2 separate regions of the Mus musculus genome follow, and region 2 is linked to region 1. A link is a loop called in an ENCODE intact Hi-C map of the cell type or tissue named here. Cell type or tissue: heart. All regions are shown on one strand. Each heading gives the region's core, and the rest is flanking DNA. Links, peaks and the distances in the headings are about the cores only. Region 1 holds the start of Asphd1 (aspartate beta-hydroxylase domain containing 1). Region 2 overlaps Mvp (major vault protein).

What was found. Peaks named below come from ENCODE experiments on the same cell type or tissue, not always from the same donor. Only the 100,000 strongest peaks of a DNase experiment are listed, where the experiment ranks them.
Region 2: a loop joins it to region 1, with 2.2 times the contacts of the local background. A loop is called at or near these places in 3 of 42 quality-filtered maps.

The regions. Positions count from the first base shown.
Region 1 is chr7:126,943,346-126,952,131 of GRCm38, reverse strand. It overlaps Kctd13 (potassium channel tetramerisation domain containing 13), which reads right to left. Exons shown (of 6, transcript NM_172747.2): 6 at 6,523-7,247. The coding sequence ends at 7,011. Asphd1 (aspartate beta-hydroxylase domain containing 1) reads left to right here and starts at 2,973. Exons shown (of 3, transcript NM_001347657.2): 1 at 2,973-3,861; 2 at 5,302-5,415; 3 at 5,922-6,145. The coding sequence starts at 3,003. The coding sequence ends at 6,031. Sez6l2 (seizure related 6 homolog like 2) reads right to left here and starts at 1,597. Exons shown (of 18, transcript NM_144926.5): 1 at 1,016-1,597; 2 at 1-132. The coding sequence starts at 1,094. In heart, for the core only: a CTCF peak has its summit at 5,389 (motif pointing left); DNase peaks (open chromatin) are centred at 1,621, 2,141 and 5,371; H3K4me3 peaks cover 1,595 bases; H3K27ac peaks cover 360 bases; H3K27me3 peaks cover 2,851 bases.
Region 2 is chr7:126,992,270-127,001,055 of GRCm38, reverse strand. Mvp (major vault protein) reads left to right here. Exons shown (of 15, transcript NM_080638.3): 4 at 2,460-2,583; 5 at 2,699-2,830; 6 at 4,724-4,818; 7 at 5,084-5,320; 8 at 7,255-7,536; 9 at 8,258-8,502; 10 at 8,584-8,781. Among named protein-coding and RNA genes, the nearest start is that of Mvp, 18 kb to the left of the region's middle. In heart, for the core only: a CTCF peak has its summit at 4,397 (motif pointing right); no DNase peak of the experiment used is centred there.

The DNA.
Region 1 (8,786 bases), core at 410-8,409:
CCGGCAAGAAGCCGATCTCTGGGCCCTTCCGCAGCAAAGCCCCATGGAGCAGCTCAGCCAGGTCCTCAGAGGCCACTGTGGGAGTCTCACTTCCAGGCTCTGGCATCATCTCATCCTCCTTCAGGGGCAGACCTAGGAGGTGAAGTCCTGTGAACCTCTCCATTCCTCTACATCCTGTCCTTATCTGGAGAGATGCTCCCCAGAGCACATCTTATCGGACACTCAGGGAGTCCCAGGCTGGGTTGAGAGCCAAGATCAGAGGAGTGGCTCCAATCTGCCCTCTCCCTCACTGAGTTCCAGCTCCTGGTCTCTGGGCCTTCAGTGAGAACCTTAATTAGTACTAACCCTGGACAGCTCTAGCAGGGTGTGCTTTGGGACTGCTTTCTATTCCTCCCCAGTGAAATACTCCCCTGATCCCTAAACTCTGAGGAGAGTCTGACAGCATCTCCCAGACTGCTTCCGCAGTGCCAGCTTTCTCTCAGGGTTTTTGCCTCTGCAGACTCTCTCTCTCTCTCTCTCTCTCTCTCTCTCTCTCTCTCTCTCTCTCTCTCTCTCTGCAGTCTTTGCAGCCTCTGTGCCTTCTCTAGACTCTGGTTGGGGATCAGAGTAGAGTCAGGGATTGAATATCCCTGATTGTGTTCATCTGCCTTTGTCCATATGTCCAAGAACATTTGTGTGTACAGCGCCTGGCATCTCTCCCAGTACCTCCATCTCCCACCCAGGTACCCTGCCTGCTTCTACCGCCTCCGCAGAAATCCACCCAACTTCCCTCAGCTCTTCTTCCCGAATTTTAACCCCTAAGATACAACTAAATGCTCTTCTTATTCATTTCTCTATCTCCTTAAAATTAGGAGTTCAAGGGCTCCGTGTAACAGTCAAAGAGCCTTGGCTTGCCCCTTCCCAGTCAACTGTGCCCCTCCCCTCCCCCACAAGCTCGGAAGACTCAATATCTTCAGAGAAAGAAGGTAGAAGACCCGCGAGAACCTTCCCAGGGCCCACCCCCACATGTCCTTACCCTCAATCCAGGCACAGCTCAGCAGAATTAGGAGCAGCAGCTGGGAAGGCGGCGGGTGCTGGGCCTTGGGAGTCCCCATGGCGACTCACACTAATTTCTCTCCTCTGTGGCTCTTCTGAATAATCTCGCTGTCACTTTCCCTCTGCGTCCTTTTATCTTTTCCTTTAATTTTGCTTTCCTGCTAAGGGTCGGCAAAGGAAGGCAAATTTTCTTCCTTTGGGATGGAGAAGCAGAATTGGCCTAGAGGTTGCTTGGAGTCCGCCCCCTTTTGCTCAATCTTTATCCTTTGCTCTGCGATCTATGGCAAAGGGGGGCGCGGCTCCCGCTGCGGGGGGTGGGGCCGAGAGGGCCGAAGGTTATCCCCTTGTTCGGGAGCTTGGGCCCATCGGGATGGATAGATAGATAGCCGGGGAAAGTGGGAGGGGAAAGGCAGCTTCCGAGGGTCCAGGGTGGGCTTGAGGATCCAGAGGGCCCTTATGAGGTTCAACCGGGGCTTATCTCGGAGAGGAAGAGGGAAAGGGTTGCGGAACCAGGGAAGCTGAAGCTCGGCCACTGGAGCTGCGGGAGGGAGAAGCTGAGAAAGGTGTCAAGCCCACGTCAGATCCTGGGGACGGGTGAAAGGAGGGGCCTGGGATTTATTCTCTGACGAGGGAGGAGGAGGAAGTGCAGATGGAGGAAGGAGGGATGCCGAGCCAGGACTGCACTTCCCGAGGCCCCTAGGGGAGAGGAAGGAAACTCTGGTCCCAGTAGTAATTAGGTTCCCTCCCGGCGCCATTCCAGAACATCTGGTATCTGCACCTGGTCTTCCTAAGGTGTCAAGAGTAGGCACAGCTTGGTTCACGTCTTCCTGGCCTGTCCAGTATGTCCTCTGTCCACACCCGGACCTCCCCGCGGGCCTTCACTATGCCCTTTATGGAAGCTCAGGTGGGATGGGCTCGCCCCTCCCGCAGGAAAATGGGGAGTATCCAGGTTTGTAAGGAGCCTGATGGGTATGTGTTGAGACTCCCTTCTCTAGCAGGCGACCTGACAGAGACCTGCAGCCTAGCGGCTACCACCCGTGATCTACTGGCTCTGCCACTGAGCAAGCGAGTGCCCTTTCAGCACCTGGGCGCGAGGACAGCTCCCGGCCCCGCCTGCACGGGCGGCCTTGAAGCCACTGATTGGCTGAAGCCGCTTTCGCGAACCCGCGTCTTGCTCTGTGCTGGCTCTGGCGTAGCCAAGCCAGGGGAAAGGGGAGTCACAGGCCGACCTCTCCAGGGACCCGCAGGCCCACGGCCGGACTCGCAGTTCCAGAGCACCGGCCTCACGAGCGGGTCAGGGCTCTCGCCCCGCCCCCGAGTCTGCCCTGCCCTTCTTTTCGCATTGCGGGGCGGCTAGAGGTTGGCACTGTGTCCCTGTACCCCACGTGGCGCTCGGTCAGGGCTGGGGGAGGGGGTCTGGAGCGGCAAATCCAGAGAGAAGTCTCCCCCCACCCCCCTTGCAGGGCTGGGCTGCGGCTGCCTCTGGGAGGGGTCCTGGGTAGCTAAACAGAGAGGGTTGCGGGAAGGAGTGACGTCAGGGTGAGTGGGCGCCCAAGAAGGGGTGTGTAGGAGGTCGGGAATCGGAGAGGACAGACCCGACCCTTTCGAGGGAGAAGACAGGTCAAGGAGAGAGGAAAGAGAAAGAGCCGCTATAGAGTGGGGCTGCGGGCCAGGTGGAGTAGGAACCGCTGTTGTCAGGGGAAGCTAGAAGAAAAAGAAGGGGTCGATAAGGAAAGGGGGGCTGGAGTGGAGGGAGGAGAAACCAGCTGAGACTGGGAGACTGAGGGTGGAGAGAGGAAAGGAAGAGGAGACTGCGGGAAGGGGAAAGGAGAGAGGAACCACAGAAGGAAGAGAGAACAAGAGTGATCTCCGAGTGGAGACAAATAGAAAAGGAAGGGGAGAAAGAAAGAGGGAAGTGAGGGGAAGGTTTGTTGGGGGGCCTGTAGGAGGAGTGAACAGGAGTGGGGATGTGGAAGGGAGGGAATCAGGAAGCAGTCATCGAGGGGTCAGGTGGAGAACTGGGGGTACCAGGGAGCTGGGGTCTGCAAGATGCAGCTTGCCACTTAGCCAGGGCCTCTTTGCCTATCATGTTTCCATGGCCACTGCCTCTAGGCTCCTCAGCCCTTACTATGCTCCTCGGAGCCCTCACTTCTCTGTTCCTTTGGTATTGCTACCGACTGGGTTCCCAAGACATGCAGGCCCTGGGGACCGGGAGCCGAGCTGGGGGTGTTAGTGGTATGCCTGATGTATGTTCTCAGACTGGCCCAAGGGGCCTTGGGGATTCTGGAGAAGGACCCAGGGCAGAAGGTCTAGTGAGCAGGCGGCTTCGGGCCTATGCCAGGCGTTACTCCTGGGCTGGGATGGGTAGGGTGAGGCGGGCAGCTCAGGGAGGCTCTGGCCTCACAGGAGGGGCAGGGGTCATGGGCATTCAGCGCCCTGGCTTACTTTTTCTACCAGACCTGCCTTCGTCCCCCTTTGTACCACGTGATGCCCAGAGGCATGACGTGGAGCTCCTACAGAGCAGCTTTCCCGCCATTTTGCGGGACTTCGGGGCTGTGAGCTGGGACTTCTCAGGAACTACTCCTCTGCCTCGGGGCTGGTCCCCACCCCTGGCCCCTGGGTGCTACCAGCTCCTGCTGTACCAAGCAGGCCGATGCCAACCCAGCAACTGCCGGCGGTGCCCAGGAGCCTATCGGGCACTGAGGGGGCTACGGAGCTTCATGAGTGCCAATACCTTCGGCAATGCTGGCTTTTCCGTTCTACTGCCTGGGGCCCGGCTTGAGGGCCGCTGTGGACCCACCAATGCTCGGGTTAGATGCCATCTGGGTGAGTATAGCCTGTCTACAAACCTTCCATCTTTCCTACTTTACTACCTCTTTCTGCACTTTGGTTCTTTTCTCAGAATCTTCCCCAACCAGATCTGAGTTCTGTTTTTATGCATCTATCCAGTCAGTGGTGGCTTACACAGTGTCCCACGCTGACTCTTTGTCTCCAACCACCAGCCACCCTCCCCCCTTTTAACTTAAAAGAAATTCTCACTGAAATGTAAGTGGTCAGTGTTACTTGCCCTGAAGAGGAAATACCCAGAAAATGAATTTTAAATTGTAAAAAGAGACTGCTTGGAGCAGGGCATGGTCTTGCATGCCTGTAATCTCAGCACCTGGGAGACTGAGGCGAGGATCACAAGTCTGAGGCAAGCCTGGGTCTTATTTCTCTTTTATTTAGTCTAGGGAGTATAGTGAGATAATCTACATCTCACTATGTAGTACTGGCCTGGAATCTAAATACAGGCCAGTTGGCCTCAAACTCACTAAGATCTGCCTCCCACTACCTCCTGAGTTCTGGGATCAAAGGTGTGAGCAGTAGGTAGCCTACTTTATTTAGGCTTCTTCGCTGATAAGTAGCAATGTTAGTGGGGTGTTCAATAGCACCAACCTGGCATTTTCTGTTTTCAGACACACCAGAAGAGGGCGTCGGATCTCACTACAGATAATTGTGAGCCACCGTGTGGTTGCTGGGAATTGAACTCAGGACCTCTGGAAAAGCAAGCAGTGCTCTTAGCCGCTGAGCCATCTCCCTAGCCCCCTGAGATTTTCTAATGTTCTAAAGATTGAAAGAAAATTGGGAAAGTAAATATTATGACTTCAGCTTAGCATAAATCTCTGTGTACTGCCAGCTGGGTGGATCTTATGATTTGGGGCATACTACTTTTCCTACCAGACCTGCCTTCACCCCTCTGTGCCATGTGACACCCAGAGGCATGACGTGGAGTTCCTACAGAACAGTTTCCCTGCCAGTTTACAGGACTTGGGGCTTCTCAGGGACCACCCCTCTGCCTCAGGGCTCATCCCAACCCCTGGTCCCTGGGTGAGGGCTTTTTGGCTGCTCCCTGGAGATACCATGCACATGTTGGACTTTTAACCTTCATAAGGTTGGGAACACTACCCAGTCTTAAGGACGACTTTCCGGAATGTCTTACTTACGTCAGAGTCGGCTGTTTTCTCAGCACACTCGACTAAGGTCCTGGGGTCAGACTGGATCCATTAGTTTTGCCTCATGGGAGAGGTGCCCAGTACACAGTAGATTCTGGAACTGAATTGACAGAAAGTCCAGGAGGAGATGGTTTAGGGGAGATTTCTTCCAAATGACAGATATGCTTCCCAAAGCAGGACTTCCACAGAATCTGGCCTGTGAGGCCCATTGAGTGGGCAGGCCCCCTGAACACAGGCAGGAATGGTGGATTCCATTCCCATTCTCTCTTCACAGGCCTGAAGATCCCTCCTGGTTGTGAGTTGGTTGTTGGTGGTGAGCCCCAGTGCTGGGCTGAAGGGCACTGCCTCCTGGTGGACGACTCCTTCCTGCACACAGTGGCTCATAATGGTAATAGGACTCACATTCTGGTGGGTCAGGGGACCAAAGACCTGGAGGGATTCCAGCCAATCTGCTCTCAGCAGCACTGTTTTGGGACTGCACAGCCTTGGGCGAGCCACAGCTCCTCCAATCACCTGTGGGGCATCTGCCTTCTTTACCGGGTGACTGTGCATATGGGCTAGGCCCATAAGCTAGACTATCTGCACCCCTATCCTCTTGCTGTGAAACCTTAGGCATTTATTTAATCATATCATGCCTGTCAGCTGGTATAAAATGTACCCGTTTTGGGCACACAGAGCTACCACTGTAAATGCCAGGTATGGTGAAACTCAGGAGGCTGAGCCAGGAGGATGGTGAGTTTAAGGGCCGGGCTACAGGATGAAACCGTGGCTTAATGAACAAATATGCACCACTGGTGAGGGCCTGGTGCTGACTTTGCTTTCCTCAGTCTATACTATGAATCCTAGCACATGAGTTCTGGTATCAGCTGCTGTCTCCATCCCTGTGTGCCCTAGGATCCCCTGAAGATGGGCCTCGAGTGGTCTTCATTGTGGACCTCTGGCATCCTAATGTGGCTGGGGCAGAACGCCAAGCTCTCGACTTTGTCTTCGCTCCAGACCCTTGAGAGACGCTTCTGGCACCTGAGCTGAGTGATGCTGCACTCACGGACAGCCTGAGTGGTGGTCAGGACCTCTTCTCCACCTCCTCAGCCAGCATTGAATACAAATTCTCAATCCTCTCCTAAGTCCTGATTCTTTCCTTCCCAGTTACCAATCCCAGGCCAGGGCTTGGGACAAGGGGCTCATGTTTCTACCACAAAACAGCCAGGCATAAGCATCTCTCTCTTTTTTTTTTTTTTTTTTTTTTTTCCGAGACAGGGTTTCTCTGTATAGCCCTGGCTGTCCTGAAGCTCATTCTGTAGACTAGGCTGGCCTCGAACTCAGAAATCCTCCTGCCTCTGCCTCCCAAGTGCTGGGATTAAAGGCATGTGCCATCACTGCCCAGCACATCTTTTTTGTTTTTTGTTTTTGTTTTTTTCCGTAGCATCTTCTTAACATAAGCGTCTCAGCATCCCTCACCCGAGAGTCAGCAGCAGACCTTCAGCTCAACTTTATTCCAATAATTTAATAGAAAATTAAAATAATAAATAATATGAAACAGATCACGATAGCAGAGCTGGCACAGGTCCAGGCCAGCCTAGTACAAAGTTAGGGAGGTGGCGGATGGTGGGGCAGGAGGGGCAAAGTACTCTGTTGCAATGGCGGAAAGCAGCTTGGAGTGTGGCTGATAGCACTGTCCTTTCTACACGTGTGTTCAATGTATTAACAAAACAGAAAGGGAATCAGATGGTAAGAGAAAGATGGCAGAACAAGGATGTAGAGGAGGGGCGGTCACTGGCTTTCTGAAGAGCGCCGCCAGAGGGAAATGCTGGAATGTACCATGTGGTTAGCAGTGAGTGGTGATGACTGGAAGGAAAGGGCTCACTGAAAACAGCATGCAACGAGGGGACAGAGGGAAGACCCACGACTTGGCCAGCAGAGCCGGGGCAAAGAGACAGAGGGACTAGGTCCCAGAAGCAAGAGGACAGCGGGGGAAGGCCAAGGTCAGTCCTTGAAGACAATCTGTTGGCCGTGGGGACGCTCATCGTGGGTGATATGGCGGCGGACGTGAATCCTCCGGACACGGTGCTCTCGGTTCTCTTCATCGTCCCCTCGGCCTGCCCCACCACCTCCAGCTGCACCCCCTGTGGCCTCCAGGAGAGCGAGATCTGGGCCACGGGAATTCTCATAAATTAAGATGTTCAGTGTCTCCTCAAAGATCCGAGCCTCAGGGAATTCCACCTGCAAAAGGCCAGCAACCCATAGCTCCTACCTCTGGCCCAGTCCCACAGCGCTTCCCCAGCGGCTCCTCTGTGGGCTCCTCCAGGCCCCAAAGGCAGTTAGACTTGTTTTCTTTCCTTCACTGCCCAGGCTCTTGGAATGCTTTTTCATTTAGTAAGTCCTGAGTACTGCCACTATCCCTGGGTTGTTCCAAGCATCAGGAACGTAGTATTATAAACAAATGCTTGCCCTCAGCATGTTGGAAGTCTAGGGGGAGAACACAGACTCATTCTTCCTAAGATATATATTAAGTCAGATGATGACATCTTATGAAGAAAGCTGGAAAGGGGATGTGAATAGCCTTTCCCAAGAGAGTTTCATCTTTCAGTAGGGAATTCAGACAAGGCCTTGCTGGGAATGTGGTGTTTGACCAACTCAAGAGAGGGAGGTGGACAGCTAGGGAAAGCACACTGAGGGGTGGCAGCAGGACAGGAACGCATCTCAAGTGCCAGGACAGAACAAAGACAAACAGAGGAAGACACAGGAAAAGGGGCAGTCTGCTGGGCAGTGTTGAAAAGGATACAATGAACCCAGAGTCTCATGCATGCTGGACCAGTTCTACTGTTGAGCTACACCCATACTCTTAATTGTTTATTACTGAATTCATTATTTTAAGACAGTCTCACTAGATTGCCCAAGATGGCCTTGAATTTGCAATCCTCCTGTAAGAGGCCAGCCAGTAAGATTGAGTTCGACTGCTTCCCGTTAGAAGTGATTATAGGTGTACACCACCACACCTTCCTCTTAAGCTACCTCTTCAGATCTTCCTAATTGCAGGGGGAAAAACCCTGCGGGAAGATGAGGTACTTTCCATTTCTTTGACCAGTGTTTCTTTGTCCTTCCACTAGGTGACAAGTATCAGACTAATACTGGCTAGGGGACATTGGAAAGGAAAAGGTATAGTATTGCTCTGCAGCCAGTGTTCTACCCAAGACAACAGCACTTTGTGCAGCTAAAAAGGGGGTTGACAACTTTGTCTGGGGCAGTTGCATTGAGATTCCATGAGCAAATGTGTCCAGGGAGAAACGATGCCCGGCTTGGGTTCATTAGGCGACAGGCGACAGGGATTGACTGCTCATCAGACACCACTAAGGAAGCTCTGCACGGTCAACAGGCTGCCTCTGGGGTTTGCAGTGGGGCAGTGCCTAACACAGATTGGGTATTGAGACAGTTTTAAATTTTAACTAATTAATTTTTATATGTGTGGGTGTTTTGTCTCCATGCTTGTCTGTGTATCACTCGAATGCAGTGCCCCTGGGGGCCAGAAGAGAGTGTTAGATCCCCTGGGACTGCAATTGTGAACTTCCAGGTGTGTGCTGGGAATCAAACCCACATCCTCTTAAAGAGCAACCAGTGCTCTTAACCGCTCAGCCATCTCTCCAGCCCTGGATACTGTGAAATGTCCACTGATGGCTACTACATTCACAGCATCAACTCAGAAGGTCTGGAGGTTTTAGTTTTTCCTTTTAATGACAGAATTTTACTATGCTGCCCTGGCAG
Region 2 (8,786 bases), core at 263-8,262, 49 kb before region 1:
CTGCTACAGACCTGCATGCGGAGGTCAGAGGACAGCTTGCAGGGGTCAGTGCTGTCCTTCCACCATGTGGGTCCTGGGGTTGAACTCAGGTCACCAGGCTTGGCAGCAAGGGCCATCACCATTGAGCAGTCTTGCCAGCTCACTCTTAAATTTTCCTTTTTTTTTTTCCCCAGTGCTAAGGATAGAACCTAGTTCATTGTGTATGCTAGGCAAGTGCTCTATATCTGTAAATCCTAATGGGTGCTTCTTGCTCTTGAGAGCCTAATAGCATAACTCTGGGTGTGTCCACGGCTGGGGAGAAAGACAATAGAAGTAACCAGGGGTCAGTGAGATGGTCCAGAAGAACTTGCTGCATAAGCCTGACAACCTGAGATCAGTGCCCCAGACCCGTGCCTGTGCTGGGAAGAGAGAACCCAGCTCCCGAGCATTTTCCTCAGACTTCCAAACATGCATGGTAATTCATGTGTAGCTACACATACACACATGAATACATAAAGTGAAAATTTTAATGAAACAATAAATAACGAGGACAAAGCAATCCTAGAAAGAATCCGTGAAGCCGGGCAGTGGTGACGCACGCCTTTAGTCCCAGCACTCGGGAGGCACAGGCAGGCGGATTTCTGAGTTCAAGGCCAGCCTGGTCTACAGAGTGAGCTCCAGGACAGCCAGGGCTACATAATGAAATCCTGTCTAGAAACCCTCCCACCACCACCACCACCACCCCACCCTGCTGCAGAGAGAGAGAGAAGGAGAGGGAGCTATCTGCCTATCTATCTATCTATCTATCTATCTATCCATCCATCCATCCATCCATCCATCTATTTATTTATTTATTTATTTATTTATTATATGTAAGTACACTGTAGCTGTCTTCAGATCTCATTATGGGTGGTTGTGAGCCACCATGTGGTTGCTGGGATTTGAACTCAGGACCTCTGGAAGAGCAATCAGTGCTCTTAACCGCTGAGCCATCTCACCAGCCCCCTTATTTATTTATTTTATGTGAGTGCACTGTTGCTCTCTTCAGACACACCAGAAGAGGGTATCAGATCTCATTACAGATGGCTGTGAGCCACCATGTGGTTGCTGGAAATTGAACTCAGGACTTCTGCTGAGCCATCTCTCCAGCCCAGCTCTGTTCTTTCTAAGTTTCAGTATTGGTTCAAGATACCACCAGGCGAAGGAGTGCCTAAGCTAGACGAATGAACGGAAGAAACAGTGGGGGCAGCCAGTTGTCACTGTCATCCTAGTCACTTAGGCAGGGAGCAGGCCAGGGAGGTGCCGTGGCTCTGTGATGCAGCAGACAGGAAATGACAGCGAGGTGTGTGGACATGTGCCTTAGAGAGCAGAGGCAGGAAGATGGTGATCTTGAGGCAAGTCTAGGTTAGACAGAAGCCGATCGGGAGATCTGTTTTCTCCATCCCAGAGTGAGGCCAGGAGATAAAGTGGCTGCCCACCTCTACAGCGCAGACCTACACGGGGAATACGGGCATCACTCGGGTGAATGTCCTGACACTATTCTTTAACAGCTTTGTAGGCTAGTTCAGCTCACACGTATCTGCTCATCTTTCCTGCCTCGTTTAGAATATTTTCAGAGACCAAATCTAGTCATTTTTATAAACTTTTAGGTTCATCTGCTTTTGTAAGGCCTCCCCTTCCTACGAGCACAAGGCAATACTGAAAGCAAAGCTACAAGATTAAAACCTGCATTTTACACCCCTTTATTCCGTCCTCCTTTCTCTTTTTTGCTTTTTGGGGGCACGGTTGCATGTAGCCCAAGCTGACTTAGAACTTGCTGTGCAATTCCATCCCTGCTTCGCCTGTTGGCGTTTATCAGGTGCTGTGATTATAGGCGTGTGCCACTACACCCCGCTTTATGTTTGAATTTCAAATCCTTCCTAGTTCAGTGATTCTCAGTCTTCCTAATGCTGCCGCCCTATACAGTCCCTCATGTTGTGGTGATCCCCAAATCGCTACTTCATAACTACTCTTTTGAATCCTAATATACATCTCTGATATGTAACCCCGGAGGGGTCATGACCCACAGGCTAAGAACCCCTGTTCTAGCACATCAGTGTGAACCAGGTCCTGCAGGTGGTGTTCGGCTGCCTAAATGTCTCTCCCAGTTTCCCACTAGGTCCCCTCCTTACACTTGTCCTCGACAGTCAGAAGAGAGTGCCCTTGGCTCAGGAGCAGTGACATCCTCCTTAGTTCTTCAGACCTGGTGGCCCTGGGCCCACTCCTACCTTGTATATCACACTAGGATTTTAATGGAGATACACAAAGATGGCTGGGTGTGTGGCTCGGTGGGAGAACACTTGCTCAGCATTCACAAGGCCCTGTTCTGATCCACAGCAGTGTGGACCTCTCAGAGACTGGTGCTGTGGCTCTGGTCTCCAAGTATCAGGTTTGAGCTCGGAATCACAGCTTGAACACTCATGACCCTTCTTTCCCTGCAGGACATCACCCCGCTGCAGGTGGTTCTGCCCAACACTGCCCTGCATCTGAAGGCATTGCTGGACTTTGAAGATAAGAATGGAGACAAGGTCATGGCAGGAGACGAGTGGCTGTTTGAGGGACCTGGTGAGTTCTGTCCCCATCTCTTGGTGCTTGTCTGGGCCGGGGCTTCCTGCCTTTCTCCCATAACCCTGACATCTTTGGCTGTGAGCATCAGCTGTCTCCTCCTCTCCTTCCCCAGGCACCTACATCCCACAGAAGGAGGTGGAAGTCGTGGAGATCATTCAGGCCACAGTCATCAAACAGAACCAAGCTCTGCGGCTCAGGGCCCGCAAGGAATGCTTTGACCGGGATGGCAAGGAACGGGTGACAGGTGGGAATGACTGCAGCACTGTGGTGGATGGGCAGGCAGGAAGGAGGGAGGGCCTGCAGGGAAAGCAAGAGGAACCACGTGAAGCCAGAGAAGTGAGGTGTGTGTGTATGTGTTTTGTTTTTGTTTTGTTTTGTTTTTGAGACAGAGTTTTTCTGTGTAGACCAGGCTGGCCTGGAACTCAGAGATTGCCTGCCTCTACCTCCCAAGGGCTGGGATTAAAGGTGTTTACCAGTACTGCCCAGCATATGTCTGTCTTCCATTGTTTGTTTATGTTGTTGTTTTAAAGATTTAAAATATATATTTATATAATTACCTTATTTTTATGTGTATAAGTGTTTTGTATGTCTGTATGTCTGTATGCACCACTTTGTGTCTGGTGCCCATGGAGGCCACAAGAGGGTGACAGATCCCTGGAACTGGAGTTATAGACAGTTGTGAGCCACCATGCGGGTGCTGGGAACTGAACCCCGGTCCTCTGGAAGAACAGCCAATGTTCTTAACCACTGAGCCATCTTCCCAGGTCTGTTCCTTTTGAGACAGTGTCTCATGTAGCTCTGACTGACCTGGTATTCAATGTGTAGTGCATGATGGCTTCAAACTCATGGTAATCCTTCTGCCTCAGCCTTCCGAGTCCTGGGAGTATAAATGCATTCCCACGCCTGATTTCTCCCAGTCTCTCCTGAGGTCTACCAGCTGCATCTTGCACACGCACTTCCATGCTAGCCTTGAGCCTGCATTCACACCATGATAGCGTCTTACTGTCCCCACTCTGTAACATAAACTGTGGGCACTGGACACATGTTACCTGGTTCTAGATCAAAGGTGAGATATTCACATACATTCAAGATGATAGATGGTATTTTATTTAGTCCCCTGACAAGTGTGAGACTCTTTTTTTTTTAAGATTTATTTATTTATTTATTTATTTATTTATTTATTTATTTATTTATTATAAGTACACTGTAGCTGTCCTCAGACACTCCAGAAGAGGGAGTCAGATCTCGTTAAGGATGGTTGTGAGCCACCATGTGGTTGCTGGGATTTGAACTCCTGACCTTCGGAAGAGCAGTCGGGTGCTCTTACCCACTGAGCCATCTCACCAGCCCAAGAGTGAGACTCTTACTGTTCCCATTTATCCACAGCAAGACTGACGCACTTTTGTAGGGTATGTGGCCATGCAGGGCAAGACTGTGATTTGCTACTGGGCAATGACTTTCTCAGGTCTATGAGAGGCCCTTTTACCCATTGCAGGAGCATGAAAAATTAGTCTTTGGTGCTTAGAGACAACATCGCAGGGTGCACCTGTAGCACTGATGTGACATTCTAGAAGGCCCTTTGTGGTTTTTGACTTTTGAGATAGGTTTCTTTCCCTGCATAGCCCAGGTTGGCCAAAAACTCCCTATCCTACAACATCAATCTCCTGAATGCTGCGATTATGGGTATGTGCCACCATGCCCAGCCTCTAAAAGTTTTATAGGTTTGTTTTGTTTTTGTTCTTGTTCTTGTTCTTGTTTTTAAAGATTTATTATATGTAAGTACACTGTAGCTGCCTTCAGACACTCCAGAAGAGGGCGCCAGATCTTGTTATGGGTGGTTGTAAGCCACCATGTGGTTCCTGGGAATTGAACTCAGGAACTTCGGAAGAGCAGTCAGTACTCTTAACCGCTGAGTCATCTCTCCAGCCCCCTGTTTTTGTTTTTGTTTTTAATTCTTCTGGGAAAGAGGTTAGTTTTCCTCTGGCCTCAGAGAAAGCAGTGGCTTCAAGGACCTTGTTAGGTGCTCAACTCTAGGGACAGTGGCTTTTCTTTGCCTTCAAAGCCCAGCTGGTCCTGGTCTCTGGGCTGCCACGCAGTGATGGTGGGTGACTGGCTGTCCTTCCTGCTCCTGACCCAGGTGAGGAGTGGCTGGTCCGATCCGTCGGTGCTTATCTCCCCGCTGTCTTTGAAGAGGTGCTGGATCTGGTGGACGCTGTGATCCTTACAGAAAAGGTTTGTGCTTGGGTGTGGGGAGAGAAGCTGGCAGTGCTCAGAGGGCAGACAAGGTGCAAGGAAGGAGCAGGCATCGTCCCTATGCACACTAGAGAAATCAGGTCAGATCTCCCGAGGAGAGTCCTGGAGTATCCTCCAGGGTAGGTAGACATTGTCCCCGAGACCTGGGATCAAGTTAGGGGCCTATGGTGTTCCCAGATCCAAAGCACTGGCAGCAGGAAGGTGGCAAGAGGCCTCCACAAGTACCCTGTGTCTCCACCTGCAGACGGCCCTGCACCTCCGGGCTCGGCAAAACTTCAAGGACCTTCGGGGAGTGGCCCACCGCACTGGGGAGGAATGGCTAGTGACGGTGCAGGACACGGAAGCCCATGTCCCGGATGTCTATGAGGAGGTGCTGGGGGTGGTGCCCATCACCACCCTGGGACCTCGACACTACTGTGTTATCCTTGACCCAATGGGACCAGATGGCAAGAACCAGCTGGGACAAAAGCGTGTTGTCAAGGTAAGGCCATCTCCACCTCAGAGCTGTGACAAGGGAGACCCTTGAGCAGCAAGCGGCCTTCTCATCTGTCTTGCTCCACGTCTTCCAAACAACACATATGTTTTAGAAATACCTTTAGTATTTTTGCACACAGGTTTATATTCCTGACACGCTGTCCTATTTGCTTACCCTGGGCCTTAGGCTTCTCCTGAAGTTTCTGGAACTTTTTCTCCCAATTTCTGGAACCTTTGTCATGCTGCATAAAATAAATCTCACAGCCCCCAGCCCCCATGCTCTTTCTCCCCTATCCTGCCTCCTGTGAGAACCGTTAGGGCTCAGCAAGCTACCCCTACAAAGGCAGGGACTAGATAGTTTAGGGCTTGTGTGGATGAGATTTCTGCTGAAGTTATCCAACTAGGCTATTGCCACAGCATCATGGAAACAACAAGGAAGCGAAACTAGAAACGAGGTGTGCAAAAGGCAGGTACACTGGGGAGGTTAAGGCAGGAGGATCAGGAGCGCAAGGGCCATAGTGAGCTTTGGGGTCACCCTGGATACATGACATCATCTCTTAAGAAAGGAAAAGAAAGGAAGGGGTGAGGAGGCTTAAAAGTAAAAACAACCCTTGCGAGATGTGGTGGCGCAGGGCCCGAATCCCAGCTTAATCTCCGGAGGCAGAGGCAGGCAGATCTCTGAATTCTAGGCCAGACTGGTCTACAGAGCGAGTTTCAGGCCAGCAAGGATGACTTAATGAGACCCTGTCTCAAAAACAAACAGAACAACCTAAAGTGTCAATCATTTGATGGGTTGGTGTTTAAAATGTGTGGCTGTGAATTTGAGGCCAACTTGGGCTACCCAGCAGGAGCCCTTCTCAATGGGGAGGGAAACCTACAACACAGGTATCTATATTCTCACTTACCTGGGAGGCTGATACAGGAGTCCAGAAGTTCAAACCCATTCTGGTTCCATATCATCATTGGGAGCAGGTCAGATTTGACTCTAAGAGTTTGCCTACCCTCAAATCCTCAACCCCAAATCCTCAAATTCTGCCAATATCAAGAAAACAAACAGTGGGAGAAATGAAACACCTATTGTTATAGGTGTTTCCCTGGCCATCCTAACACTCACTCTGTAGACCAGGCTGGCCTCAAACTCAGAAATCCACCTGCCTCTGCCTCCCAAGTGCTGGGATTAAAGGCGTGCGCCACCACTGCCCGGCCTCCCTCAGTCTGCTAACCTAGACCTAGTCCTGGAAACTGCTAGCCTCTGTACAGTCTAATCTAGGCCTAGAATGTTTCCAGCCTCTGAGACTCACTGCGACATATGCTCACTCTTTATTGTTCTTTCTGAGCTCAGCTCTTCTGGCTCAAGCTCTTCTCTGTGCTGACCGATTCAAACTGGCCTCTTTCTCCACCTCCGACTGAATTGATCTGCTTGGCGTCAAACTAACTCTGGCAATCTGTTCTCATCTTCTGGCTCCTTCTCATTCTCTCGCTCAATCTGTCTTCACCCGTGTCTAGTGTATTCTCTCTACAACCTATCTCTGTAAAAGGCTCCCATTAAACCTCCTTTTTTGCTTTCTGCGCTGCTCTCTCTTAAGTAGCCTCTCATTTTTTTCTCTGTTCTTGTAAGGGTTGGGCATATCCTGTTCTGTCAAATCCTTCTCTGAGTGTCTGCCATTTAGTTAGATGTCACTTTCAAACATGGGTGCTTCCTTGTACAAACTAACTCTACTGTCGTTGTTTAGGATTAAAGGTGTGTTTTAAGGGCATGTCTGTATTTCAGCCCGAGTAGCTATATTGCTGGATTAAAATCCCTCTACACAGTATGGGAATGGGAAAGTGCCACCAGAAGACCTGGCTCAAGGTCATGCAATAGTGGCAAGCCAGGAGGCTATATTGAGGCAGTATGGCCAGAGAGACACCATGACCTAACATCCCCTTTTTTCCCACTAGGGAGAGAAGTCCTTTTTCCTCCAGCCAGGAGAAAGGCTGGAACGAGGCATCCAGGATGTGTACGTGCTGTCAGAGCAGCAGGGGCTCCTGCTGAAGGCGCTGCAGCCCCTGGAGGAGGGGGAGGGGGAGGAGAAGGTCGCCCACCAGGCTGGAGACCGCTGGCTCATCCGAGGGCCCCTGGAGTATGTGCCATCTGCCAAAGTGGAGGTGGTGGAAGAGCGTCAGGCTATCCCTCTGGACCAAAATGAGGGCATCTATGTTCAGGATGTCAAGACGGGAAAGGTACCAGCTGTGGGATGGGAGGTACCGGTGGTGGCTTCCTCTGGGCAAGCAGGTAGAGTTGATGGAGAGAGGCAGGTTGGGAGAAGACTCATACAGCAGCAGCCAGGTGGCCATGCCATACTCCATTTGTCATCTTTGTCCTAAATACCTAATTTTACATTTCAGAGACTCCAGCTGAGAGGATGGGCTAGGCTTTAGGACAGGAGTTCTGCCCTGATGCAGATGTGGTCCGAGCATAAAGGTCTTGGTGGACTTTTGCTGCTTCACCTAAACCTTGACCTTGGTTTTACTTGGGGTGACACTGCCAACTTTCCCCCTGAGACTCTAATGTAGAAACAATTCAGAGCCAGAGGCAGCACTCGTGTATATAAGGCGCTTCCTAGGATCACAGCTGAAGTTCTGATGCACACCACATTGCTTCAGCAAAGGAAAACCCTAGAAATAATACCAGGCACTTACTACATACCAAGTGTGGTTCTTTGAATTAGACGTGTGAGCCCTTCCTCATTCTGAAACCCCAGATGGCCCATTGTACAGATGAGCAAGTGAGGCATGAGCAATAGCTTGAGAAAAAGCGAGCAGACGGCAACCAAGCTGGAATGCAGTCTTCCTGCAGACACCTGCTTTAACCAGGACACTGTGCTAGCCCTGGGCAGGGTGGGCTCAGGGCTGAAAGGATGATGGTTCTCCCTCCTGCCCTCTCTGAAAATGCCTCCCCTAGGTGCGGGCTGTGATTGGAAGCACCTACATGCTGACTCAGGATGAAGTCCTGTGGGAAAAGGAACTGCCTTCTGGAGTGGAGGAGCTGCTGAACTTGGGGCATGACCCTCTGGCTGACAGGGGTCAGAAGGGCACAGCCAAGGTCCTTCAGCCCTCAGCTGCAAGGAACAAGACCCGAGTGGTCAGCTACCGTGTCCCCCACAACGCAGCGGTGCAGGTGTACGACTACAGAGCCAAGAGAGCCCGGTGAGCCAGCAGAGGCCTCTGCGGGGTCCCGGGGTCCCCAGGGAAGCTCTCAGGGCGGCTGACTTCCAGCTCTCTCCACAGTGTGGTCTTTGGGCCTGAGCTAGTGTCACTGGATCCCGAGGAGCAGTTCACAGTGTTGTCCCTTTCTGCTGGGCGACCCAAGCGTCCTCATGCCCGTCGTGCACTCTGCCTGCTGCTGGGACCTGATTTCTTCACTGACGTCATCACCATCGAAACTGCAGATCATGCCAGGCTGCAGCTGCAGCTGGCTTACAACTGGTGAG